Regions from separate parts of the Homo sapiens genome. Here all the other regions are linked to region 2. Evidence: chromatin contacts called from ENCODE Hi-C or POLR2A ChIA-PET data. All regions are on one chromosome and are shown on one strand. Each heading gives the region's core, a stretch centred on a gene start or an enhancer-like site at or near the end of the contact. The rest is flanking DNA. Distances are from core to core; before and after follow the strand shown. Region 1 has its middle 6.5 kb from the start of MIR6088. Region 2 holds the start of PPP5C (protein phosphatase 5 catalytic subunit). Region 3 holds the start of ZC3H4 (zinc finger CCCH-type containing 4). Region 4 holds the start of OPA3 (outer mitochondrial membrane lipid metabolism regulator OPA3). Region 5 holds the start of SIX5 (SIX homeobox 5). Region 6 overlaps ARHGAP35 (Rho GTPase activating protein 35). Region 7 holds the start of TMEM160 (transmembrane protein 160).

What was found. Hi-C counts contacts between places; a loop is a spot of excess contacts on that map. ChIA-PET counts read pairs that join two places held with the same protein, here RNA polymerase II (POLR2A). Pooled maps may share reads with other maps.
Region 1: a loop to region 2 is called in a pooled map, with 3 times the contacts of the local background. The contact joins the enhancer-like site here to the promoter of PPP5C in region 2. A Hi-C loop is called at or near these places in 1 of 50 pooled maps. POLR2A ChIA-PET finds 5 or more read pairs at or near these places in 3 of 52 experiments (A673, GM10248 and WTC11).
Region 3: a pooled map shows a loop between it and region 2 (8-fold over the local background). The contact joins the promoter of ZC3H4 here to the promoter of PPP5C in region 2. A Hi-C loop is called at or near these places in 1 of 37 single-sample maps with no recorded cell type and 8 of 50 pooled maps.
Region 4: a loop to region 2 is called in a map of Caco-2, with 16 times the contacts of the local background. The contact joins the promoter of OPA3 here to the promoter of PPP5C in region 2. A Hi-C loop is called at or near these places in 1 of 168 maps with a recorded cell type or tissue (Caco-2) and 6 of 50 pooled maps. POLR2A ChIA-PET finds 5 or more read pairs at or near these places in 1 of 52 experiments (T-cell).
Region 5: a pooled map shows a loop between it and region 2 (12-fold over the local background). The contact joins the promoter of SIX5 here to the promoter of PPP5C in region 2. A Hi-C loop is called at or near these places in 1 of 37 single-sample maps with no recorded cell type and 5 of 50 pooled maps. POLR2A ChIA-PET finds 5 or more read pairs at or near these places in 1 of 52 experiments (activated CD4-positive, alpha-beta T cell).
Region 6: a pooled map shows a loop between it and region 2 (4-fold over the local background). The contact joins the enhancer-like site here to the promoter of PPP5C in region 2. A Hi-C loop is called at or near these places in 1 of 168 maps with a recorded cell type or tissue (PC-9) and 3 of 50 pooled maps. POLR2A ChIA-PET finds 5 or more read pairs at or near these places in 3 of 52 experiments (Panc1, WTC11 and common myeloid progenitor, CD34-positive).
Region 7: a loop to region 2 is called in a pooled map, with 8 times the contacts of the local background. The contact joins the promoter of TMEM160 here to the promoter of PPP5C in region 2. A Hi-C loop is called at or near these places in 4 of 50 pooled maps.

What each region holds. Positions count from the first base shown.
Region 1 is chr19:45,441,386-45,444,987 of GRCh38, forward strand. It overlaps a transcript of ERCC1 not described here. Among named protein-coding and RNA genes, the nearest start is that of MIR6088, 6.5 kb to the left of the region's middle. RefSeq lists a silencer at 2,885-3,084. Within about 2 kb of position 2,171, at least 36 of the 41 ENCODE cell types and tissues checked have a DNase peak (open chromatin) inside an H3K27ac peak, as active enhancers do; they include A673, where a contact is called at or near this core.
Region 2 is chr19:46,345,166-46,348,517 of GRCh38, forward strand. It overlaps PPP5C (protein phosphatase 5 catalytic subunit), which reads left to right and starts at 1,922. Exons shown (of 13, transcript NM_006247.4): 1 at 1,922-2,052. The coding sequence starts at 1,932. RefSeq lists enhancers at 1,760-1,939, 2,040-2,169.
Region 3 is chr19:47,111,246-47,115,073 of GRCh38, forward strand. ZC3H4 (zinc finger CCCH-type containing 4) reads right to left here and starts at 2,531. Exons shown (of 15, transcript NM_015168.2): 1 at 2,475-2,531; 2 at 1,179-1,344. The coding sequence starts at 1,339. RefSeq lists enhancers at 708-1,436, 1,437-2,164, 2,044-2,203, 2,444-2,673 and silencers at 804-1,293, 1,544-1,633.
Region 4 is chr19:45,582,737-45,586,210 of GRCh38, forward strand. OPA3 (outer mitochondrial membrane lipid metabolism regulator OPA3) reads right to left here and starts at 2,066. Exons shown (of 2, transcript NM_025136.4): 1 at 1,887-2,066. The coding sequence starts at 2,028. RefSeq lists enhancers at 1-174, 175-1,110, 1,946-2,125.
Region 5 is chr19:45,767,379-45,770,784 of GRCh38, forward strand. SIX5 (SIX homeobox 5) reads right to left here and starts at 1,874. Exons shown (of 3, transcript NM_175875.5): 1 at 664-1,874. The coding sequence starts at 1,466. It overlaps DMPK (DM1 protein kinase), which reads right to left. Exons shown (of 15, transcript NM_004409.5): 15 at 2,339-3,262. The coding sequence ends at 3,110. It overlaps DM1-AS (DM1 locus antisense RNA), which reads left to right and starts at 418. Exons shown (of 2, transcript NR_147193.1): 1 at 418-753. RefSeq lists enhancers at 1-228, 293-852, 2,344-2,423, 2,584-2,693, 3,134-3,213 and silencers at 594-723, 1,174-1,393, 1,754-2,293, 2,145-2,329, 2,854-3,013 and 1 more.
Region 6 is chr19:46,953,323-46,956,992 of GRCh38, forward strand. The region is part of intron 3 of ARHGAP35 (Rho GTPase activating protein 35); the gene reads left to right. Among named protein-coding and RNA genes, the nearest start is that of NPAS1, 65 kb to the right of the region's middle. Within about 2 kb of position 1,854, at least 9 of the 41 ENCODE cell types and tissues checked have a DNase peak (open chromatin) inside an H3K27ac peak, as active enhancers do; they include PC-9, where a contact is called at or near this core.
Region 7 is chr19:47,047,027-47,050,870 of GRCh38, forward strand. TMEM160 (transmembrane protein 160) reads right to left here and starts at 1,598. Exons shown (of 3, transcript NM_017854.2): 1 at 1,381-1,598. The coding sequence starts at 1,588. RefSeq lists enhancers at 1,026-1,095, 1,605-1,899, 2,023-2,540, 2,541-3,058 and a silencer at 1,376-1,565.

The sequences.
Region 1 (3,602 bases), core at 921-3,420, 900 kb before region 2:
CAGGGTGGATGGCGGGGGGGTCATCCCTGAGGTGAAATGTGGGTGGAAGATACCTAGATAAGTTTCAGAGTCAGTGCAGAGATGGTAATTTTTAAGTAACTTCTAAAATTTTCGAGTAGCTGGGATTACAGGCGCCTGCTACCAAGCCTGGCTAATTTTTGTATTTTTTTGTAGAGACGGGGTTTTACTATGTTGTCCAGGCTGGTCTCAAACTCCTGACCTCAAGTGATCCGCCCACCTCGGCCTCCCAAAGTGCCGGGATTACAGGCGTAAGCCACTGCGTCCAGCCTAATTTTTTTTTTTTTTTTCTGAGACGGAGTCTTGCTCTGTCACCCAGGCTGGAGTGCAGTGGCGGGATCTCGGCTCACTGCAACCTCTGCCTCCTGGGTTCAAGTGGTTCTCCTGCCTCAGCCTCCCAAGTAGCTGGGACTACAGGCCAGGCGCATGCCACCACGCCCAACTAATTTTTTGTATTTTTAGTAGAGACGGGGTTTCACAGTGTTAGCCAGGATGGTCTCGATCTCCTGACCTCATGATCCGCCTGCCTCGGCCTCCCAAAGTGCTGGGATTACAGGTGTGAGCCACTGTGCACAGCACTTTTTTTTTATTTTATTTTTTTTAATTTTGAAAACTGTTTAGAGGCCAGGTGCGGTGGCTCATGCCTGTAATCCCACCCAGCACTTTGGGAGGCCGAGGTGGGAGGATTGCTTGAGCCCAGGAGTTCAAGACCAGCCTCGACATTATAGTGAGATCTCATCTCTGGGAAAAAAATTTTTTTTAATTAGCCAAGTGTGGTGGCATGCACCTGTGGTCCCACCTACTCAGGAGGCTGAGGTGGGTGGGAGGATCGGTTGAGCCCAGGAGGTGGAGGTTGCAGTGAACCGAGATGGCACCACTACACTCCAGCGTGGGCAACAGAGACCCTGTCTCAAAAAAAAAAAAAAGAAAAAGAAAAAAAGTTTTGGTAACTACAAAAGGGTATACCTTGGAAAAGTAAATTTCCCTCCCACTCTGATCCCCACTTCTCAATATTAACTATTTTTTATGTATCTTGGCCAGTAGGATTCACTGAGCTCTCACGATGTCCCTGGCCTATGCAAAGCCCATCACAGAAATGAAGTGGCTGGAATCATTCAGCACTCAGTGAGTAGGCCAGACCCCATTGCTATGCCCATTTTAGAGATGGGAAAACTGAGGCTTGGAGAGGTGCAAGGATGTGTCCTTTTGAGGGCCCGGTTCTGAAGGCTTTTCAAAGTTGAGGCAAGGAAGTGGATGAGATCAAAGAGGCAAGGTTCAGGCCAGGATACAAATCCCAGGGAGGGTGACAGGGGTGGGGAGTCAAGGAAGGCTGCCTGGAAGAAGACTAAGGGTAGCCAGGAAGGCATCTTCCAGAACCTTCTGATGGAGGGCTTGGATGGAAGTAGATAACTCTGTTTGGCAGGCTGAGGAACCACCAGCAGCAGGGCGTGGCCCCTCCTCAGACCCACAGCACCCCAGAGGTATGTATAGAAGAAGCAGGCTGCTTAATGACATCTCAGGGACACATCTCGGTGATAGCACAGCCGGCTTAGTTATGACGTCTGAGTGATTTGCCAACTGCCTTAAGACCAGCATCCCTAGTCATGCCCCGCGGGGGGGATGAAGATAAGAGGAAGTGACAGGCCATCGGGGGAGGAAGGGGAGATGCAGTCACACACAGACCAGGGACTCAGGAGCTGAGGGATGTGTGGTGCCCTCTGCACTAGGGAGGGGTCTCCCAGCTGCCTGGATGTGAGGGTCCATCTTATTGATTTGTCTAGTGAAGGAGGCCAGGCTCCAAGGAGGTATGGCTGTAGTCAGTCACACTCAGTTTGGGATGGGGTCCGCCCAGGGGCTGCAAGGATCAGTCACTGCTGTGTCCCCATCACCTAAGGCAGTAACTGGGACACAGCCGGCGCTCCATACATCTTACTGAATGAATGAATCGAATGAAAAGGGTCAGCACCGTCTGGGACTCAGTTTACCCTCGCGGTCATTGGGCTGCTTCAACCAAGGGGATCGCTAAGAACACCCCTCCCCACCTTGGGTCCCAGATCCCAGATCGCCAGTGAGTAAGAAAACGGGTTCGCGCCGTTGGTGGACTCCGCCCACTTGTGACGTCACGAGCCGCTCCCCCAGGATCCCGACCCAGGCGTCTCCCTTGGGATGGGGGCGGAGAGGAACCCGGGAGTCCAGACTCAGGCCCCGCCCCCGGGAGCAGGCGGGCCGGGCAGGGTTACACAACCCGTCGTCGCGTCCCGAGGGAAGTCGCCGGATGTCCTGGCCGGGCCGGGGACAATGGGCAAGGAGGGCCCCTCCCGCAGGAACCTGGAAGTGGCAGGGGCTCCCCCTCTTCTGATTCACCCTTGTTTCCGGCCCGGTTTAGCCTCCTTCTCCCTGGGGATCCTATCTCCTCCCAACTCTACCCTCCTGTGGCCCTGCAGTTCGGTTCTTTCTCCGAACCGGCAAACCTCTCTCCTCTACACCCCGTACCCCGTCCTTTCACACCTTCCCAACGCCCCCCGAAACTCTCTGCCCTCACACTCATCGCTTGTAATTCCCGAATCCCCTAAACTTCCAGTGTCCCCGGTCCTTCCTTCACTCATCCATACCGGGCCCCTCTTCCCACCCCCTCAACTACCCCCACTATCCTGCCCAGGCCCTCCCAATCCCCTCCCCGGGCTCCCCCAAGCTTTCCTCAATATCTCCCAGCCCTCCCTAGCCCCCGACTCACCCGCTTCCCTCCAACTGACCCCAATACACTCTCTTGTCCTCCTAATCCCAGCCTCCCGCAGTTCCCTCCTGTCTCCTCGAACTGCCCCATGTCCCTACCTCATCTCCCCAAATCCTGTTCCCCATTTCCCCCCCTCCCCCAGCCAGCCGCTTCGCCCCCCACCCCGGAGCCCCTCCCCGCCCCTAGGCCCAAGGCCGGCCCGCGCCCCTCCCGGGCGCGCTCCCACGCCCGGCGCGGGTTCCCAGGCCGCCCCCCCGCGGTGGCCCAGAGACCCAGTTTGCTGCGGCAAAACACTGGTCTCCAGGCAACAGGCCCCGCCCCGCCCCAGGGCCGCCAGATGAGGCTGGGCGGTCAGGAGGCCACCGGGCCGGGACGGAGCACCCAGGCCTGCGCGCCAAACCCTCGGCCTTGGCCCCCAGAGGCCTCAGGGCGCAGAAACCCGGAGACTGAGGCGCAGCAAAGAGGAGATACAGAGATCAGGGCCCCGGAGCAAGAAATTCGGAGACATGCGTGGAGGCCGAAGCAACAGGGAACTGTCGGGGCGCAGAGATATAAGGAAAGACCACGCGACAGATCGAACAAGGACGGGGCCCAGAAATAAGCACAGAAATAATGCAGTTACACACGGGCAACACCGAGGCCGGCAGGGACGCCCCTGATGGCAGAATAATCCATCTTTAGTCCTCAGGACCTTTGCACTCAGTTCGAGGGACTTCCCCTCTCTGACTCTGTTTCTGTATTTGTAAAATGGGGACATTAATACGCAGCGCTTAGCAAATCAGGCTGTTCTGACGATTCAGTGAATTCGCAGACCCAGAGCTTGTAGCACAATTCCTGGCATGTACACTCA
Region 2 (3,352 bases), core at 672-3,171:
TACAGGCATGAGCTACCATACCCAGCCCACTTTGAGTATTTGTGATGGAGTGAATATAAAAGTACTACTCTGTGTCAGGCTCCCTGACAAATGCTGTACTCATGTTGTCGAACTCTCCTCTAATCCTGTATGATGGGGATAATTATTATCCCCACTTTACAGAGGTTGAAACTGAGGCTTAGAAGAGGGTGATCACTTGCCCAAGGTCACAGTGTCAGGAAGGATTCCGCTGGACTCGAAACCAGAATTCAAATCCACTATGGCAGCTCCTTTTCCCCCAACCCCAAAACAAACAATACGAACAAACAAAAGAAAAATTTACTAACCCACCAAGATGGGCTCTGGCACCTACAGAGGCAGTAGAGTGGCAATGAAGGACATAGGAATTAGATGGGATTCCTGATCCTGGCTCTGTCACCTTCTTATGTTGTTGTGACCTTCGTCAAACACCTCTGCAAGTCTGTGTCTTTATCTGTAAAATGGAGATGATACTAATATCTGCCCTTTAGGGTGATTGTTGGTTGTGCTGGGGGCCAGTAGGAGAGATGGGGTTGGACTAACAAGAGGTTTGGGAGTGGGATAGATAGGTTTAGGAGTGTGCTTCCAGGAGGGGATCCAGAGCCTTACAGGACTTAGTGCTACATGAGGGCTTAGAAAGGACAGACTGGAAGCGTGTACGGCGGGTGGGGATTGGCAAAGGGGTGGAATCTGGATATTAGACTATTCAGCCTGAGGTTAAGACTATTCAGGGTCTCCTAATCAGGAGTTTGGGTTTTCTCCTAAGGGTGCTGGGGCCATGGAAGCCTGGGAGCGAGAGTGTGCCATGGTTTTATCATGTCTTAGAAAGATCCCTCGGCCGGGCACGGTGGCTCACGCCTGTAATCCCAGCACTTTGGGAGGCCGAGGCGGGCGGATAGCTTGAGGTCGGCAGTTCGAGGCCAGCCTGGCCAACGTGGTGAAACCCGTTTCTACTAAAATACAAAAATTAGCCGGGCATGGTGGCGGGCGCCTGTAATCCCAGCTACTTGGGAGGCTGAGGCAGAAGAATCGCTTAAACCGGGAGGCGGAGGTTGCAGTGAGCCTAGATGGCGCCACTGCACTCCAGCCTGGGCGACAGAGGGAGACTCCCTCTCAAAAAAAAAAAAAAAAAAAAAAAAATGTGAAGGGTAAACTGGAGGGAGGCAGAGTGCATGCAATCAATGCTGTGATCTCAGACAAGAGAATCTGTAAAAACACAAACAGGAGAGTTTATTTGAAGATTCAGGATTTGGGAAGCTGAACACAGGAAGAAAGGAGATGGTGCAACACACTTCTAAGCCTTGCTCAGGACTTGAAATCCAGAGTGCCTTCAGTTAAAAACTCAAACACTGACCCTCAAGGTTGGACCCTTTTTGGCTTGAGAAACCACTAATTTTTCAGAGATGGGTAACTGAGACCCTAGAGAGGAAGGGAAGATTTGTTCAAGGTCACACAGGTAGTCGACAATAGGGCTCGACGCCCGGGTCCGGCTCCGCGTAGGGCATGGCGCTGCCTTGCAAAACAGCCACACCCGCCAGCGACATTCACAACCCACCCCCCAACCCTAGAGGACAGCGGGGAAATCCCACTTTCAGAACCGAGAAACTTTTTACAGCCTTGGAACACGGTAACTTTGGGAGGAGAGGCCACACCAGGTCTGTTTCCCCGCGCGCCCCTTCTCTCATTCCCTATTGGCTCTCTCTACCAGGGGTACCGTCTGGGGAACCTCTGGTCACCTTGTCCTCCGCGCGCTCTGTGGCGAAAGGGACCTGCGCAGGCGCGTGAAGGGCGCCTTCAGGGCCCGCGCTTTACGACACTTGTGCGGCAGCGGCGGCGGCCACCCGGCGCTCCTTCGCGACGGTTCGGCCGGGTGCCGCTGGCGGCCGTTGCCAGGGTAGGGGTCGCTTTGCGGCATGGCGATGGCGGAGGGCGAGAGGACTGAGTGTGCTGAGCCCCCCCGGGACGAACCCCCGGCTGATGGAGCTCTGAAGCGGGCAGAGGAGCTCAAGACTCAGGCCAATGACTACTTCAAAGGTGCGCCCGCCTGGCAGGGAGGGTGGACAGTGGCCCAGGCTGAGGGGTGCCGGGCCCGCGCGGAACCATAGCAACGCGGAGCTGCAGCCTGGGCGCGGGGCAGACACTACCAAGTGACCGGGCGTGGGGAGGCCCAGGATGGCGCTGCCAAGGAGCGACATAGGGGGCTTCGGAGAGTGATACCTAGGAGTGGCGTGCGGAGCGGGTGCTACTCAGTGGAGAGACTGAGGAGGGCGCCACCAATTGTGGGGCGAGAGGGGGACTGGAATGAGGGCGCTACCAAACGTGAGGCCTGTAGAGGGCGCTACCAGGCAGTGACATGTGGTGGGGGAGTGATTGATGGCGCTACCAAATGGGGAGTCCTGGGGTGGGTGCCGCCAAGTGGGGGGTAGAGGGGGCACAGCCCCAATAGAGAAGGCAATCGTGGGGGTGGGGAATGGATCATTAGATGGGGGGAACAAGGAAGTAGGAGATTTGGGCTGACCCGAGGAAAAGGAATGTGATGGTGGGGGCCTTGGGAGTAAGGGTGGGGATCCTTAAGAATAGTATCACTTAGAATATTGAGAGTCAAGTGTGGGGCACCCATTCATTCATTAATTCAACAAATATTTATTGAGTACCTGTTATGTGCCAAGGACTGTGCTTGACTTTGGGGATATAGCAGTGAATGAGACAGATGTGGCCCTGTCCTTAGCTTGTAATTTTGCAGGTGAACCAGACATGAAAAAAAAAAAAACAAAAAAAAACCATGTAAATAAGTAAAATACTTAAATTGTGATGAGTGCTTTGAAAGCAAACCAGCAGTGTGATGAAGTAGAGAATAAGGGTTGGAGGCTACTTTAGATAGGGTAGTGGGGGAAGGCCTTACTGAGCAGGAGGCGTTTAAGCTGAAACTCACAGAGGGAGAACTGGAGAGGAGTGTTCCAGGGAGGTAAAGCAGCCTGTGCAAAGGCCCTGGGATGGGGAATGAAAGGGTACTGGCATGGCTGGGGCTTTGGCTACTTAGGGGGAGACCAATAACAAGATGAGATTAGGACAGAGGCCAGATCATGCAGGGTCTCCGTGAGTCATTACAAAGACCAGTTTGGAATTTTTTTTTTTTTTTTTTTTTTGAGACGGGAGTTTTGCTCTTTTTGCCCAGGCTAGAGTGCAATGGCGCAATCTCGGCTCACTGCAACCTCCGCCTCCCTGGTTCAAGCGATTCTCCTGCCTCAGCCTCCCGAGTAGCTGGGATTATAGACGCACACCACCATGCCCAGATAATTTTTGTACTTTTAGTAGAGATGGGGTTTCGCCATGT
Region 3 (3,828 bases), core at 1,281-3,780, 770 kb after region 2:
GCACCCCAACTCCTTCTGCTCGAGCAGGGGAAGGAAACGGGGCCCCAACCTCGCCCTGAAACGCGCCGGGCTGACCCCATTATCACCCGCCAGCCAGAGAAGGGCGTGGGGGGCCCGCGTTTCGGACTTAATAAAGAGAAGGGGGCGCTTCCTTTAACGCCCTGCCAAAGCACAAGGAAATCTCCTTTTCTCTCCCGGAAGAGACGGTGCCCCATTTTACCCCGACAGAGGGGGGAACCCCAGGAGAAAGCGCGGGACCAACTTCCTCTCCCTACAAGGCAGGGAAACCAAACCTTACCCCCGCAAAACAAGGCTGAGAATCCTCCCTCACGTCACCTACCTACGAAAAGCGAGAGGACCCCTGCCCTTTAGCAAAAACACGGGGAAGAGTCTTCTCTAAAAAAATAGGCTGGGGTTTTCATCAAAAGGGCTGGAGATGCATCTCCCCCCTCCCCAATTCGGCCTTCTAGGGGATAGCTAAAAAACACCCCCCGCCAAAAAATACAAGTGCTATAGAGCACCCACCCAAATGACCCCCAATTACAAGGATGGAGAAGGGACCTGAATGAACCCCCACCTTCTGCCTCCTAAGCTAAAGTACCTATCATCCAAGTAGGACAGGGTGTGCCTCCCCCAGGAGAAAGGATACTGCCGGGGGCTGGGAGACCCCCAACCCCAAACCCCTAAGAGCGGGGCTGTTGTTCGAGATCCCCCCAAAAAGGGTCCGGAGCCCCTCCCCCATCCCCTTCCCCGAAGCCAGGCGACGGGCAAGCGGGCCCGTAGCTGCCAGCTCCGGGCGCAGGGGCAGCCAGGACCCCCGTGGGTCTCCGCAGCACCCCCCACGGCGCCCCCTCCCCAGGACAGGCGGACGGGCGCGGGGGGTCCGAGGGGCGCCTCCTCACCTTCCCCTCAGCATGGCGCCCAAAAAAGACAGAGCGAGAGCGAGGGAGAGCGGGCGAGCGCCGCGAGGGGGGGGAAACGCATGAGGCCGGGAGAGAAAGCAAGCGAGAAAGAGCGAGCGAGCAAGCGATCGAGAGACACCCACCGACCCCGCCCTTCCTCCTCCTCCTCCTCCTCCTCCTCCTCCGCGGCCCGGCCCAACATGGCGGCCGCCCCCCTTCCTCCTCCTCCTCTTCCTCCCCCCGGGGACGCAGCCCCGGCCCAACCGGGGGCCTGACCTGTCGTCAGGGAGCGGGAGGCGGTGGTGGAGGAGGTGCGGGGTGGCCGGGCGGGCGTCGGGGGAACACGGAGGAGGCGAAGGCGTTGATGGCGGCGGCGGCGATGGCGGCGGCGGCGACTCTGATGGCGGCGGCGGGGGGGTCCCGGGCGCGGCCTCCATAGTTCCTTTGGGGGGGAGGGGATGTTAATGCACGAAAAAGGACTGCTTGGGCGTGGCGGGAGGGGCACACTTAAGCTCGGAGGGCTCCTGATGGGAATGGGGTATATATTTTTTCGGTTTCGGAATCACCTCTGCGCTGACCTCCGCGTAGGCCGCACGGCCTAGGCCTCGGAGGGCCGCTCGCCGCCTGCTTTCTCCGCAGCCCACCCTTGCGGTCACTCGCTCACTGGCGCGGGGCCCTCATAGGGGCGAGAGCCCCCCCCCCACGCACCCCCGGGGGGCGGGACACCCGGGAGACACGGACACTGGTGGGTGGTTGGGTGTAATTAGCGCGGGCCGCGCGCGATGGAGCAAGCGAAGGGTAAGGGGAGAAGAGGAGAGCGAGCGAGGGGGGTGGGGGGTTAAAAAGAAAAAAAGGATTTGAGGGAGAGAGGGAACGGGCCGCGGAGACGGGCCGACTGTCTCCCTTCTCTGCCCGCCCTGGGTGCCCCGGCTGCCCGGCCCCCGCCGCAATCAGGAATTGACACAAAATGGCGGCTCGGCCCGAACCAGCCTAGAGGCTGAGGCGGGAGGAAGGGTGAGATGGGAGGGGGAACTGAGAGGCGGAGGCGGAGGCCGTGTCACGTGCAGGAGAGGGGTAGAGACCGCTTGCCCGAAGGCCGGCGGAAAGAGCCGAAGGCAAAGGGCGAGGCCGAGGGGAGGCGGAAATAGCCGAAAGGAGCTGAGCAGGAGCGAGGAGGCGACGGGGGAGAGCCAGAAAGAGCTGAAGGTGGTGATATGGGTGGGGCTAGAGAGAGCATGAGAAACCTAGGGGAGCCATAAATAGCCTAAGCCGATCGGGACCGGGGAAGGAGGAGAAACTGAGACGGTCCGGAAAGAGCCGAAAGCGGTGTCCGGGTGGGTGGCAGGAGGTGGAAACAGCCGAAAGAAAAGCAGCCAGGGTAATGCGATTAAGAGAATGAGCTGAACGGGCGGGGCTGAAGGGGAGAATAAACGACTTTCAGGAATTCGCCGGAGAGCAAGAGGGAAAAACCGAAAATTGCTAGTTTGAAGGAAGGCGGGAAGAGCCAATAGTTTTAGGTGGGAGAATGGGAGGGAAGGAATTCAGGCTACGGAGAGGGAAAAAAAAAATAACCGAAAGCTGGAGGCCAGGTGCCGAGAGTCGGAGGTTTCCGGAGAAGCGATGAAGCCCAGCCAGCCCGGAGGTGACGTCACTCGACAACCCAGTCGATGATGTCATCATTGGATGCGAGAGGGGCGGGGCTTGGTAGTCCCTCAGGGGAGTTTAAGGACCTGGGGTGTAGGACCCATGGAAGGCTCTCAAATAGCAGAGCTAGAAACACTGGCCGGTGTCGTAGACTGTACAAACAAAATCTTTTGACCCTCATAACCGTCCTAACATAAGCTGCTGCTATTCCCATTTGCAGACTGAAGTTCGGTGTTTTAAGTAATCGGTTCACGGTCATAGGATTAGTTCTAAAAAGCACAGCAAGATTTTTTTTTTAAGAGACAGAGTCTTGCTCTGTCGCCCAGACTGCAGTGCTGTGACACGATCATACCTCACTGTAACCTCGAATCCAGGGATCTTCCTTAAATACTTGTTAGCTCTTTCTACAGTGCCAGTCCCTGTGATGGAGCATGGGAACAGTTTCTGTCTTCATGGAACTTAACCGATAATGCCCCAAGGGAGAGAAACAGAGTTAAAGAATAAAGGGGGTGGGTGGAGTGTTAGAGGAGGGTCTTGTAATTGTTCTTTTAGGCTGGTACATGAAAAAGAAGAGATGGTTCCAGGCAGAAGAAATACCTTATTTCAGGCGGGGCGATGTTGCTCACGCCTGTAATCCTAGCACTTTGGGATGCCGGGGCGGGCGGATCGCTTGAGCTCGGGTTGGAGACCAGCCTGACGAACATGGTAAAACCCCTTCTCTACTAAAAATACAAAAATTAGCAGGACATGATGGCTCACACCTGTAGTCCCAGCTGCTCGGGATGTTGAAGAGGGAGAATCGCCCGATCCCGGGAGGTCGCGAGGCTGCAGTGAGCCGAGATTATGCCACTGCACTCCAGCCTGGGCAACAGAGTGAGACTCTTGTCTCAAAAAAAAAAGAAAAGAAATACCTTATTTCAGGCCCTGACAAAGCAAAGACCACTTAGATTCCAGGAAGAGAGAAAAACCGTGTCAACAGTGATAAATCTGGAGACAGAGGCACCATGTGACTTCCTGGTATATTGATCCTACTTTTTTTTTTTTTTTTTTGAGGCAGAGTCTCGCTCTGTCGCCCAGGCTGGAGTGCAGTGGCGCGGATCTCGGCTCACTGCAAGCTCCGCCTCCCGGGTTCACGCCATTCTCCTGCCTCAGCCTCCCAAGTAGCTGGGACTACAGGCGCCCGCCACCACGCCCAGCTGATTTTTTGTATTTTTAGTAGAGACGGCGTTTCACCGCGTTAGCCAGGATGGTCTTGATCTCCTGACCTCGTGATCCGCCCGCC
Region 4 (3,474 bases), core at 816-3,315, 760 kb before region 2:
TGCAGGGTCTGTGAAATATCTCAAGCACTGATCTTAGGAGCAGTTTAGGGAGGGTCAGAATCTTGTACCCTCCAGCTGCATGACTCCTAAACCATAATTTCTAATCTTGTGGCTAATGTTAGTCCTACAAAGGCAATCCAGTCGCCAGACAAGAAGGAGGTCTGCTTTGGGAAAGGGCTGTTACCATGTTTGTTTAAACTATAAACTACAAACTAAATCTCTCCCAAAGTTAGTTCAGCCTTTGCCCAGGAATGAACAAGGATAGCTTGGAGGTTAGAAGCAAGATGGAGTAAGTTAACTTAGATCTCTTTCGCTGTGTCAGTCATAATTTTGCAAAGGCGGTTTCAGTGGTTCTCTGACCCAGCCAATGATGCTAAATTCCCTTATTTTATGTCCCACGTAGCACAACACAGATCACCTTTTTTTTTTTTGGAGACGGAGTCTTGCTCCGTCACCCAGGCTGGAGTACAGTGTTACGATCTCGGCTCACTGCAAGCTCCGCCTTCCGGGTTCACGCCATTCTCCTGCCTCAGCCTCCTGAGTAGCTGGGACCACAGGCGCCCAGCCACCACGCCCGGCTAATTTTTTTGTATTTTTAGTAGAGATGGGGTTTCACCGTGTTAGCCAGGATGGTCTCCATCTTCTGACCTCGTGATCTGCCCACCTCGGCCTCCCAAAGTGCTGGGATTACAGGCGTGAGCCACCGCGCCCGGCAAGATCACCTTTTTAAAGTAGTTTATATTTTGGGTGTTTACTAAGCCCTTTATTTCTATTTATTATTTTTTGAGACAGTCTTGCTGTGTCGCCCAGGCTGGAGTGCAATGGCACAATCTAGGCTCACTGCAGCCTCCACCTACCAGGTTCAAGCGATTCCCCTGCCTCAGCCTCCCAAGTAGCTGGGATTACAGGTGTGCGCCACCACACCCAGCTAATTTTTGTATTTTTAGTACAGACCGGGTTTCACTATGTTGGCCAGGCTGGTCTCGAACTCCTGGCCTCATGTGATCCGCCCGCCTCGGCCTCCCAAAGTGCTGGTATTACAGGTGTGAGCCACCGCGCCGGACCTTACTATGCCCTTTAGATCTGAGCTCGGGCGGCCCCCTCTAGGCAGCCCTGCTGGCCTCAGGTCCCTGGGTCAGCCAGTTCCTCTGAGCTCCGGGGCTCCCACTTTCCCGACCACTCTGGGTTGACAGTGATGGATCAGGAGTATATCTCCCAGTGCTGAGCAAAAAGGCCGCATAGTCTGTCAACCGAATGAAAGGACGGCGTATGAGCGCATTAATGAGTACACAGATGAATGTCCTCTCTGGCTCAAAGTCCTTTTCCGGATTCCCAGGCCATGTCTCCAGAACCCAGACTTCACCCCCGAACCATGCCCCTAATCCAGACTTATTGACTACAGTAAAACTGAGGCACGTCGACGTCCTAAACGGAGGATATACAAGCACCTCCTAGATCAGTGGGGAAACTGAGGCACACGGTGCCGCTTTTGAAATGAAGTTGCCCAAGGACAGCCGGGCAAAGGACCCCGTCCGGTTTCTCCTCAGCCCCTCCCCTAGCTCCTCTATCCTGGAAAGCCCCGTCCAAATTTCTCCCATCTCTCACACTATTGGTTTAACAGGGCATCAGTCTCCAAGCGCTCTCTTCCTTTATCGGCTGGCATTTCCTACTCGCGTGGTGGCTCCTTGACCCGCCCCTTACGCCCCGCCCCGCCCTCACTACTGGGCCACCCGTACGCCCCTCTATCAGAAACCCCCCACTATTGGCCACTGGACTTTGCCGGTTCGGGCTGTGATTGGTCGTAGACAGAAGTCCATCCCCTAAGCAACCACCTGACAGGGGTTGGAGAAAGGAAAAAGGTTGGAGGGAATTCGGGTCAGACTCACGTTGAGCCGGCGGGAGGCAGATATAGGTCTTGAAGAACTCGCTTCGGCGGGCGGCCTCCTTAATACGGTTGGCAAGCGGCTTGCTGACCTGCCGGATGCCCAAGTATAGCAGCTTCGCCATAGGGAACGCGCCCACCACCATCTTGGCGGTCTCACAGGGCACGCGCAACCTTGCTGACTGGGCGGGGCGCCTCAACCTCTTCACTCCTCCCCCGCCCTCTCGTGGCCATGCGTGCGTCAGTACGTATGTACGTACGCTCGAGGGAAACTTCAGAGGCGCATCCTGACGTCACCCCGTCGACGCTGGCGTAGCGACGTCCGTTCGCTGAATATGCAAATATACACGGAAGTGAGGCGGGTCAGGGGGCGGTGCCGTTAAACGGATGCTGGAAGGCGTGTGGATTCCCACGCCCGCCTTGGCCAACGTCACTGTACTCCTTCGTGATGTCACGTTCCGAGTTGGCGTCCCCACCCAAAGGAGGCTCTTAATTAGTCCTAATTAGTCCTATGAGCCCCAAATACACCTTCCTCTGCAAGCTAGGGCTCTCATTGGGATTAAGAGGAAGCCGCGCGGTCATACAGACTTTGGCTGGGATCCCAGCTCTGCCATTTCCTCGCTGTGTAATATTAGATGAGTGGCATAACCTCTCTGGACTTCAGTATTACCGTCTACCAAATGGGAATCCTAATAGCAGTTGCCTCTTTGGGTTGTTGTGAGGCTTCTATGCTAATCTTGAGTGTAAAACAGTGGACCATGGGAAGTGGTTAGAATGGTGCCATTCATATAGTTAAGCGCTCAGTAAATAGCCCTTCTTACTATACAGGTCATGATTGCATTATTAATGCTAAATCCAGCCTGAGGGTGCATTTCACCCCCAGAAGCAGCGAATCCAACCCTTTCCCAAGTAACTGACAAGGAAACTGAGGCCCAGAGCAGGGCAGGGGGTGGCACAAGGTTCCTGCAGAGGTTGATAGCCTGGCATCTTGGCCAATAAAACCATACCCGTTCTCAAGCAACCCAACTTCCTTCATTAGGAGGTAGGTTCCCCAGGGAGCTAGTTCAGAAATAAATTTAAGGACATGTCCCAGACTGTCCTTTCTTACCCAGCAGGGAGTAAAATCATATAAACAATGTCAGGAAGGGGTTGAGAGAAATTCCTGGATGATGGAGTGCTGATGGGTAATTGAGAGATTCTCGGAGGCAGAGGGACAGAAGAAAACAGGAACAGAGGACTGGCCGCCATGGCTCACGCCTGTAATCCCAGCACTTTGGGAGGCTGAGGAGGGTGGATCACCTGAGGTCAGGAGTTTGAGACCAACCTGGCTAACATCGTGAAATCCCATCTCCACTAAAAAAAAAAAAAAATTTAGCCGGGCATGGTGGCGGGCACCTGTAATCCCAGGTACTCTGGAGGCTGAGGCAGGAGAATCGCTTGAACCTGGGAGGTAGAGGTTGCAGTGAGCCGAGATCACGCCGCTGCACTCCAGTCTTGGCGACAGAGCGAGACTCCGTCTCAAAAAAAAAAAAAAAAAAAAAAGGAAAACAGGAACAGAGGAGTGGTGTGTAGGAGGAAACATACATTCAGGA
Region 5 (3,406 bases), core at 624-3,123, 580 kb before region 2:
CACCTCGGCCTCGGGTCCCCAGAGGCTGAGCTCCCAGGTTGCCCTAAAAGTTCCTTGGTTGGGCGGAAAGCGGGCGAGTGGCCTGGAGAGAGGGAGCAGCAGCCGCCAGCCCAGTTCCCGGTGCCCTCCCCGCGGGGCGTCAGAGAAGGGAGAGGCCGGCGCTCAGGGTGGGAGGAGAAGGGTTTGGGTTACAGGGAAACCGGAGCTGGGAAAGGTTCACGTTTCACAACAAAGGCAGAAGACGGACCACGCCGTCCGGGCCCGGAGGGAGTGTGGGGGCGGGTGGGTAAGAGTAACGGTCAGTGAAGAAAGGGGGCTGGGAGGCAGCCCCTACGCGGAGTGGAGTGGCCACAGGCCCTGTCCTTTTTCCTCAGTCCCTCTAGTGCCCCCCGCAGTGTGATTCCCCAACACCGATGGGATTTGGGAAGGAGCTCGGAATGGAGCCGCTGGAAGAGGAGACGCGTGCGGGGAGAGGGCCCGGGCGGGTGCCTGTCCCGTCCACACTTAGTCCCCGCGCCCCGCGGGCGCCTGAGATTGTGAGCTGGTCCCGGGAGATGTCCGAGGACCTCGGCGCGCCGGCCCCAGCAGTGGGCACGGGGGAAGAGGGCTGGTGGACGGGATGTCCCCGGGAGAGCTGGACTTGCGCCGCCCGAGGCCCCTCACCTCTTGCAGGGCGCGCCGCCTCCGGCCCCGGTCCGGTCGCGCTGTCGCCGGTTCTTGAACCAGTTGCTGACCTGCGTGAGCGACAGGCCGGTGAGTGTGGCCAGGCGGCGCTTCTCGTCCGGCGTGGGGTAGCGGTTGCCGCGGTAGCAGGCCTTGAGCGCTGCGCGGGAGCGCTCCTTGAAGCAGTAGACTGTCTCCTCGCCGTCCCAGATGGTCTTGGGCAGCGGGAACTTCTTGCGCAGTCGATACTTGTCCACTGCGCCAAGCGCGCGGCCGCGGGCCCGCTCGGCCTCATGGTAGCGCGCGCGCAGGTAGAGGTCCTGCAGGAAGGCGTGGTGGGCGGCGGGGAAGGGGCGGCTCTCGAGTAGCCGGTAGAGCTCGGCGTACTCGCCCCGCTGGAAGGCCACCAGGGCCCGCGCGCGCAACACCGGGTCGCTGCCACGTAGGCGCTCGGCCGGGGGCAGTGCGCCCAGGAAGCGGCTCAAGCGGCCGGCGTGGCCCGCCTGGAGCAGCGCCTCGCAGACGCACGCCACCTGCTCGGGCGAGAAGCGGAGGCCCGTGGGCGGTTCGGAAGCGGCCTCGGGGGGCGACCCGGGGACGCCCGGGGATCCCGGGCCCTCAGCTCCCGCAGCCGCTGCGCCCGCCCCGGCCCCGGCCGCCGCCGCCGCCTCACCCTCGGCCGCCTGCAAAGTCTGCAAGAGCTGGCGCGCTTCCTCCTCCTCCTCTTCGGTCGCCGCCGCCGCCGCCACCGCCTCCCCCCCAGCCGCCGGCCCCGCGCTCGGCTCCGCAGGCAAGGTAGCCATGTTTTGCAACTTTGGGAAGTTCCTCCCTCCCTCTCTTCCTCCCTCGGGCTTTCCCCAGCCTCCTCCCCCACCTGTCCCCCCTTTTCGCCCCCACTCCCCGCTCTTCTCGATCTTCTTTCTGGCCGACCCTGCGCCCCACGCCGGGAAGGCGAGATCCAGCTCTCCACTCGGGTCTCTGTCCCCTTGTGTGTGTCCGTCCCCCTCCCGTCTGTCTGTGATTCTCCCTTTGTTTTCCCTCCGCCTCTGGCCGCGCTTTCTGCCTCCCCCCAGCGTGTGCTTCTGGCTCAGGGCCTCAGTTTCCCCATCGGGACAACGCAGAAGGTAACGGGCCGTCCAGGAGGACTAAGGGCGCGAAGCCTCCGCCCCGAGACTGAGCTTCTGCACGCCTCCGTCTCCAGGGTCCTCTGCAGGCCCCCACATTCCCCATCTCGGCCTGCGCTCCGCCCCTCGGAATTCCCGGCTCCGCAGGGGGGGCGGGTCTGGCCGGGAGGAGGGGCGGGGAACGGGCTAGAAAGTTTGCAGCAACTTTTCTCGAGCTTGCGTCCCAGGAGCGGATGCGCGTGGCGTGCGCAGGCGCAGTGGAAGGAGGATGGCCGCGCGCGCTGCCAGCCCAGCCCCCTCTTCTCGACGCTCGGTGGCACAGCTGGGCCACAGCTGGGCGGGGGCGGTGCCTCCGGGTGGCCCGCTCGCCCTCCTATTGGCCGGACGCCAAAGCCCCGCCCCGTGGCTTTTCCTCCCCCAACCCTGATTCGGCCGCTTCGCATCCCGCTAGCTCCTCCCAGACCTTCGGCCGCCTCCACACGCCTCCGGATTGGCCCGCTGCGGAGCCTCCGGCCCACAACGCAAACCGCGGACACTGTGGAGTCCAGAGCTTTGGGCAGATGGAGGGCCTTTTATTCGCGAGGGTCGGGGGTGGGGGTCCTAGGTGGGGACAGACAATAAATACCGAGGAATGTCGGGGTCTCAGTGCATCCAAAACGTGGATTGGGGTTGTTGGGGGTCCTGTAGCCTGTCAGCGAGTCGGAGGACGAGGTCAATAAATATCCAAACCGCCGAAGCGGGCGGAGCCGGCTGGGGCTCCGAGAGCAGCGCAAGTGAGGAGGGGGGCGCGGGATCCCCGAAAAAGCGGGTTTGGCAAAAGCAAATTTCCCGAGTAAGCAGGCAGAGATCGCGCCAGACGCTCCCCAGAGCAGGGCGTCATGCACAAGAAAGCTTTGCACTTTGCGAACCAACGATAGGTGGGGGTGCGTGGAGGATGGAACACGGACGGCCCGGCTTGCTGCCTTCCCAGGCCTGCAGTTTGCCCATCCACGTCAGGGCCTCAGCCTGGCCGAAAGAAAGAAATGGTCTGTGATCCCCCCAGCAGCAGCAGCAGCAGCAGCAGCAGCAGCAGCAGCAGCAGCAGCAGCAGCAGCAGCAGCATTCCCGGCTACAAGGACCCTTCGAGCCCCGTTCGCCGGCCGCGGACCCGGCCCCTCCCTCCCCGGCCGCTAGGGGGCGGGCCCGGATCACAGGACTGGAGCTGGGCGGAGACCCACGCTCGGAGCGGTTGTGAACTGGCAGGCGGTGGGCGCGGCTTCTGTGCCGTGCCCCGGGCACTCAGTCTTCCAACGGGGCCCCGGAGTCGAAGACAGTTCTAGGGTTCAGGGAGCGCGGGCGGCTCCTGGGCGGCGCCAGACTGCGGTGAGTTGGCCGGCGTGGGCCACCAACCCAATGCAGCCCAGGGCGGCGGCACGAGACAGAACAACGGCGAACAGGAGCAGGGAAAGCGCCTCCGATAGGCCAGGCCTAGGGACCTGCGGGGAGAGGGCGAGGTCAACACCCGGCATGGGCCTCTGATTGGCTCCTGGGACTCGCCCCGCCTACGCCCATAGGTGGGCCCGCACTCTTCCCTGCGCCCCGCCCCCGCCCCAACAGCCTACAGCTGTTGTTAGTCCACT
Region 6 (3,670 bases), core at 604-3,103, 610 kb after region 2:
GGCTGGGGAAGAGTGGCTTTTGAGAAGGTCCTGAAGGAAATGGGGGAGAGAACCATGCCATTTCCTGGGGAAGAACCTTTCAGACAGAGAGAACAGCAAGTGCAAACGTCCAGAGGCCAGGACATTCCTGGGAAAGAGCTTGGTTTTTACTCTGAGTGAGGTAAGAAGCCATTGAGGGGTTTGGAGTGGAGGGACAGGACTTGGCCTTTGCTTAATAAAATAACTGGCTGCTCTGTAGAGAACAGTCCTCGCCCTTGAGGACTTGTGTGTTCTTGTTCTAGCTGCCTTTCTGCAAATCTTTCTCCATTCTGCTATTCCTTTCTCTGGATGTATACCCAGTCCCCCATATTGCCGGCATGGGTTCAACCAAACCCCTCCTTCATACTTGAAAGGGTAGAGTAGCACACTCCAGTGTGGGGGCAGCCCAGGTTGGAGCCCAGCTGGAAGAATTCAGCACAGTAAGCAGACGGGTCACTTCCCGTCCAACCCTGTCTTTCCAAGCCCATCTTCCTTCACACTGGACTCCTTAGCACCTTCACACGGTGTCGTGCCTCTGCGTCGTTGTTAAACACTGTTCCTGCTGCCTAATATGTTGTTTCCTCTCCCATCTAACACATTCCCATCCTTTCCGAAGCCTTCACACTCTAGACATGCCTCGATTATAGTAGCTGTCCCCTTGTGTTAGGGATACTGTTTCTGTCTGTCACTCCTTAGAAGAAGAGACAGGAGGGAGCTTGCTCTCCTCCCTCTGCCATGTGAGGACACGAGAAGGCAGCTGTCTGTATGTAAGCCAGCAGGAGGGCCCTGCCAGAAACCAAATAGGCTGGCCCCTCGATCTTGGACTTCCCAGCCCTCAGAACCATGAGAAAAAGAGAGCTATTGTTGAAGCCACCCAGTCTGTGGTATTTTGTTATGGCAACCCAAGCAGCTAAGACAGATGGCAAGGTGACCAACTCAGGCATCAGAACACCTGAGAGCCTTAAGGCAGGGGCCCCTTCTTTCCTGATTCATGTGTCCCCATGGGACCTGGCTCTCCAGAGTCCTCCATCAGGGATCTTTGTGTCCACATGACCAGAACACAGCAATTGGGTCAGCAGAAATGGGAATTGAGGCAACTGAAAGTCAGAAGGGCTGAGACAGGTGGACGAAGACGTGGACAAATGCCACTTGAGAGCCGTGGTCTGAAGAGATGAGCTCACGCCTTTGTGTAGTGCCCGGCTCCCAGGTGGTTTACTGTTTGAAATGTAAGCTGACTGGGTATCAGACAACTGAATCCCACTTTTTCAAACAAAGATGGTGCAAGGCCTTGTGATTTCACCCCAGTTTGCGTTCTTTCACTCTTGGCTGGCATCCTTTGGCTATTTAAATTCGTAGCCTCCCAACAGTTTTTAAAAAACAAACAAACTCACACAATTTATCTTTTCATGTAAGCTGCAATTTGGTTGAAACAAGACCTTTCTAGTACATAGTCCAAAGCTCCTGATAACTGAAACTACAATCAGTGTTTCTGTTCTGTGATCTGTTTTTTGTTTTAAAAGCCACAACAGAAAACCTTTTCTTCTGTTACGGCTGTCAGGAGCCGTTTGGGCTTAATCAATAATGAGGTGTTTCACTTCCTGGGGCTGGGCTATCTGTGGAGAGCACTTACTTCTCCGTAACCCATGAAGCCAGTGAAGGACCCTGAATCTGGGTAAATTCAAAATTCTTCTGAGCCTTGGATAGTCTTAGGCATAGTTCTGGCAGGGTCTGACTTGAAAAAGTAGGTTGTGTATTTATTATTGTCGTTTCAATATCACTAACACGAGGTGAAGAAGAAGAAGAAGGCAAAAGACCCAGCCTGAGCAGAACTCAATGTAACAGTCCTTGATTCTAAGCCGCCCCCGTCCATGTGATACAACTCCTAGCGGGGGAGGGATAGTGGGGCATTATATTAAGTATAGGTATTAATGATAAGTTCGTCTAGTTTGGAAAACTTTTAAATGGGCAGAGATGAACATAATCAGATGGCAAGGATGTGGTAGTAGCTGTTTGAATAACAATAATGATGAGGATAGCTAACATTGATAAGCATTATTTCATGTCACCCTCTCCGTGACAGACAGAGCCTGAGAGGAGTCGCCATTGCCCCCACACAGCCAGCCTTTCAGCAGCCTTCTTGGCAGCAGCTATGTCAGACCAACAGTACCTTCCTAATTTTAGCCTCACAAAATTCATTTATGTTTCATATATACCTTATTCACATAGCATGAAGGTAATTTCATACGATGTTTTTTGTTTTGTTTTGTGACAGGGTTTCTTTCCATCACCCGGGCTGGAGTGCAGTATTTCATACTTCCTGTATTTGTGGCAGGAAGCTTTATGCTTTATCATCAGAGTGATCTTTGAAGGGAAGGACTTACTCAGCATTTAAATAACACAAGCTAGATTACAGAGCAACCCTTTAAACCATTTAAGAAAAAAATGATTTCCTTTTTAAAAAATGGTAATTGCTGTATGATTGTCAAATTTTTCCTCTTGAAAGTATTTTTTAAGTAAAAATGAGCCTGCATACTACACCCATGTATGACCATCATATAACAAGACAGGGTAAATGCAGGTCACGCATCCCTAATCTGAAATCCAAAATGCCCCAAATCTGAACATTTTTCAGCACCAACATGATTCCCCACCTGACCCCATGTGGTCACAGTCAAAACTTTGTTTCATGCACGAGGCCAGGGCACAGTGGCTCATGCCTGTAATCTCAACACTTAGAGAGACCAGTGCGGGCAGATCACTTGAGCCCAGGAGTTTGAGACCAGCATGGGCAAGATGGAGAAACGCCATCTCTACTAAAAATACAAAAATTAGCCACGTGTGGTGGCGTGCACCTGTAGTCCCAGCTACTTGGGAGGCTAAGGTGAGAGAATCACTTGAGCCTGGGAGGCAGAGGCCACAGTAAGCTGAGATTGCACCATTGCACTGCAACCTGGGTGATAGAGCAAGACCCTGTCTCAAAAAAAAAATTTATGAAATTACCTTCTATGCTGTGTGTATAAGGTATATGTGAAACATAATAAATTTTGTGTTTAGGTTTGGGTCCCATCCCCAAGATATCTTTTTTTTTTTTTTTTTGGAGAGGGAGTCTCACTCTGTCACCCAGGCTGGAGTGCAATGGCACGGTCTCAGCTCATTGCAACCTCCGCCTCCCATGTTCAAGCAATTCTCCTGCCTCGGCCTCCCAAAGTGCTGGGATTACAGGCGTGAGCAACCACACCCAACCGCATCCTCAAGATACCTCATTACTTATATGCAAATATTCCAAATTCTGAAACACTTCTGGTCCCAACTATTTTGGTTGAGGGCTGCTCAGACTGTAATACATCAGTGTGATTAAGAGCAGCCACATGGAGTCAGTCTCTTTGGATGCCAGGCCTAGCTCTGCTACCCAGTAGCTGTGTGATCTGGGGCAAGTGACTTACCCTGTCTAAGCCTCAGTTTCCTCATCTGTTAAACAGGCATGATGATGATAAGCAGTATTTTATGTATGCATATATCTTCCTACGTTTAACCAGTGGTTTCTAAACATTTGAGGCATATGTATAGCTCTCATCTTACTAATTACAAATTATCATTAGCTGTTCTTAAAGCAGACTTTTTTTTTTTTTTTTTTTTTGAGACGGAGTCTCGC
Region 7 (3,844 bases), core at 348-2,847, 700 kb after region 2:
TAGTCAAACCCTGTCTCTACTAAAAATGTTAAAATTAGCAGGGTGTGGTAGCACGTGCTTGTAGTCCCAGCTACTCAGGAAGCTGAGGGAGGAGAATCACTTGAATCCAGGAGGTAGAGGTTGCAGCGAGCCAAGATCATGCCACTGCACTCCAGCCTGGGCGACAGAGTGAGACTCCGTCTCAAAAAAAATAAAGGATTCAAGATAGTCCCTGCAGAATGTGGAGGACAATCTAGGGGCAAAGTTGCAGAACCTCCATCTGAGGAGTCATCTTGGCCAAACCCCTCCCTCTACGTGTACCCCCACGGCCTGCCCACTCACTTCTTTCTCAGAACTCTGGGACAAACTGTTTCCTAATCCAGGCCGCTCTTCAGCCTCGCCCTTCTTTTCCTTCAAATGCCGCCATCTCCTACCGAGTATGGCCTGGGCCAATCCCATCCATGTCCTACCGAGTATGGCCTGGGCCAATCCCACCCACGTCCGTCCCCATTCACGTCCTTTACAAACAGCCCACCACACCCTATATCTAGATGCCCGGTCCTGGCCTAGTGAGGTGACTCACACCTATAATCCCAGCACTTTGGGAAGCCAAGGCAGGAGGATTCTCTGAGCCCAAGAGTTCAGACCAGCCTGGGCAACAAAGCAAGACCCCGTCTCTACATAAATTAAAATAGTTGGGTGCGGTGGTGTATGCCTGTAGCTCCAGCTAAGCAGGAGGCTGAGGCAAGAGGATAGCTTGAGCCCAGGAGTTCAAGGCTGCAGTGGGCTACGATTGCGCCACTGCGGTCCAGCCTCGGTGACAGAGCAAGACACCGTCATTAAAAAAATAAAATTAAAAAAAAAACAAACATGGCCAGTCCGCTCCATTCTGGACCTCGCCTCCGTCACAAGCCCCGCCCTCTGCAGCCTAGATCACCTCCCCCTCCAATCAGCAGAGAGCTTTCTCCCGATTGGTTGTCCCCTTCTCCAATCCTGAACTTCCCCCTCTTCTGCGGGGATCCACACTCCCGCTCTCTGCACAGTGGTGGCCTCTGCAATCGGGATGGACCCATCTTGTACCCAACTCCACAGACCCTAAGCTCTCCCTGAAGCCCCTCTCCCCACGGCAGGCGCGATTCTACGAGGCTGCCTCGCGCAACCCTACCACCCCCTCCAATCCCTACGGCGCCCCGTTACCCGGGGTCCTCGTCCTCCCCGCAAGCCCATCCCCTCTGCGGGCACCTGCGCTCTTGCAGTCTGCGCTTCCGTGCGCTCACACTGAAGCCCTTCTCGGAGCCGAGCCCGGGCCCCGTTTCCTGCAGAAGCCCCCGCCCCATCAAGGTCCCACGCGAGCCCGGGACCCCCGTCCCATCCGCACCGCCCCCACCCCTAGCCACCGACCTGTCTCGTGCGCTTTTCGGAGGAGCCAGGCGTCCGCACGATCCAGCTCGGACACTGGGGGCGGCGAAGCCCCGGCGCGGGGACCGTGGCCGGGGGCGAAGGACCCCCGGGCGCCCCCGCTCCGGGGCCGCTGAGGCGGCAGTAGCGACCTCCGGAAGCGAAGACGGGCAAGGCGAGCGGCCCGAGCCCACCACCAGCCGCCTCCCATGATTCGCACTACGGCCGCCGCGCGCCGTACCGCCCCACCGGCCTCCGGTAGGTTGCAACCCATGTCACTCAGGATGAATGGCTTACCCATTGGCTATGCGCTCGCCACTCAGGTCCGGCGTGAACTGTCCATTGGTCGGAATGGCAGTGATTCCCTCCTCTGTCATCTAGGCCGGTAGTGCCCGTCCCTCCTTGATTTTGTACCGGACTACGAATCCCAGCGATCATTGCGCTCGGGGAAAGCCGATATTCAGAAGTCGCAGGCGAGATGTCTGCTGGGAATTGTAGTTTTAATTCTATCTTTTTTAACGGAGTACATGCCGAGCACCTATTGTAGTTGTTTCTTGGTTGTTTCTCTTTCTTTCTTTCTCTTTCTTTCTTTCTTTCTTTTTCTTTCTTTCTCTTTCTTTCTTTCCTTCTTTCTTTCTTTCTCTCTTTCTTTTTCCCTCCCTCCCTCCCTTCCCTCCCCTCCTTCCTTCCTTCCCTCCTTCCTTTTTTTTCCCCGCCCCGAGACCGAGTCTTGCTCTGTCGCCCAGGCTGGAGTGCAGTGGTGCGATCTCGGCTCACTGCAACCTCCACCTCCCGGGTTCAAGCGATTCTCCTGCGTCAGCCTCCTGAGTAGCTGGGATTATAGGCATGCGCCACCACGCCCAGCTAATTTTTGTATCTTTAGTAGAGACAGGGTTTCACCATGTTGGCCAGGCTGGTCTCGAACTCCTGACCTCAAGTGATCCAACCGCCTCGGCCTCCAAAAGTGCTGGGATTACAGGCGTGAGCCACCGTGCCCGGCCAGGTCTGTCTCTTTAAGACAGATTTGTTTTCTTTGCCCTAACCCATTCCGGGATTCAGCTTTGCCTTCTCTCATCAGCATAAACCTTTTCACTAGCCAGGAATGTGAAAAATGTGTCTGGAATATTTTCAATTTGCACTTAATCCCATTTAAAGCTTCACATTCATTGCAAGCCTGCAGGCTATGCAGTGCAGTCCATTTGAACTCCCTCCTCAAGTGTAACCCCCTTGCTAGCTCCCCTACTTTTCCTCTTCATAAAATCCAAGCCCGGGCCAGGCACGGTGGCTCACATCTGTAATCCCACCACTTTGGGAGTCTGAGGCGGGCAGATCACGAGATCAGGAGTTCGAGACCAGCCTGACCAACATGGTGAAACCCCATCTCTACTAAAAATACAAAAATTAGGCATGGTGGCAGGCACCTGTAATCCCAGCTACTTGTGAGGCTGAGGCAGGAGAATCGTTTCATGCGCGTCCATGTGAAGAGACCACCAAACAGGCTTTGTGTGAGCAAGATGGCTGTTTATTTCACCTGGCTGCAGGCAGGCTGAGTCCGAAAAGAGAGTCAGCAAAGGGTGGTGGATTATCATTAGTTCTTAGAGGTTTTGGGATAGGCGGTGAAGTTAAGAGCAATGTTTTGCGGGCAGGGGTGGATCTCACACAGTACATTCTCAAGGGTGGGGAGAATTACAAAGAACCTTCTTAAGGGTGGGGGAGATTACAAAGTACATTGATCAGTTAGGTGGGGCAGGAACAAATCACAATGGTGGAATGTCATCAGTTAAGGCTATTTTTACTTCTTTTGTGGATCTTCAGTTACTTCAGGCCATCTGGATGTATACGTGCAAGTCACAGGTGATGCGATGGCTTGGCTTGGGCTCAGAGGCCTGACATTTCTGCCTTCTTTTATTAATAAGAAAAATAAAACAAAATAGTGTTGAAGTCTTGGGGGGTGGTATGGAGAGAGAATGGGCGATGTTTCTCGGGGCTGCTTCAAGCAGGATTAGGGGCGGCGTGCGAACCTAAAGTGGGAGAGATTAAGCTGAAGGAAGATTTTGTGGTAAGGGGTGATATTGTGGGGTTGTTAGAAGAAACATTTGTTGTGTAGAAGTATTGGTGATGGCCTGGGTACAGTTTTGTATGAATTGAAAAACTAAATGGAATAAGAGAAGGAGAAAAACAGGTATAAAAGGTCTAAGAATTGGGAGGACCTAGGACATCTGATTAGAGAGTGCCTAAGGAGATTCAGCATAGTCCTGCCAGCAAAGATTATTTGTTTACTTCAGGAGTTAAGAGTGGCAGTTTGGGGATAGCATGAGGAGATATCAGCTGTGATGGCTTGGAGAAACAGTGTAAACCAGCAGTGTAAACAAGAGCAGGGCACGTATGAGTAGTTGAGAACGGAGAATAGGAGTATGACTAGACAGAAAATAGTAGGGATGACAAGTTTTTTTGGGGCACAGTCTAA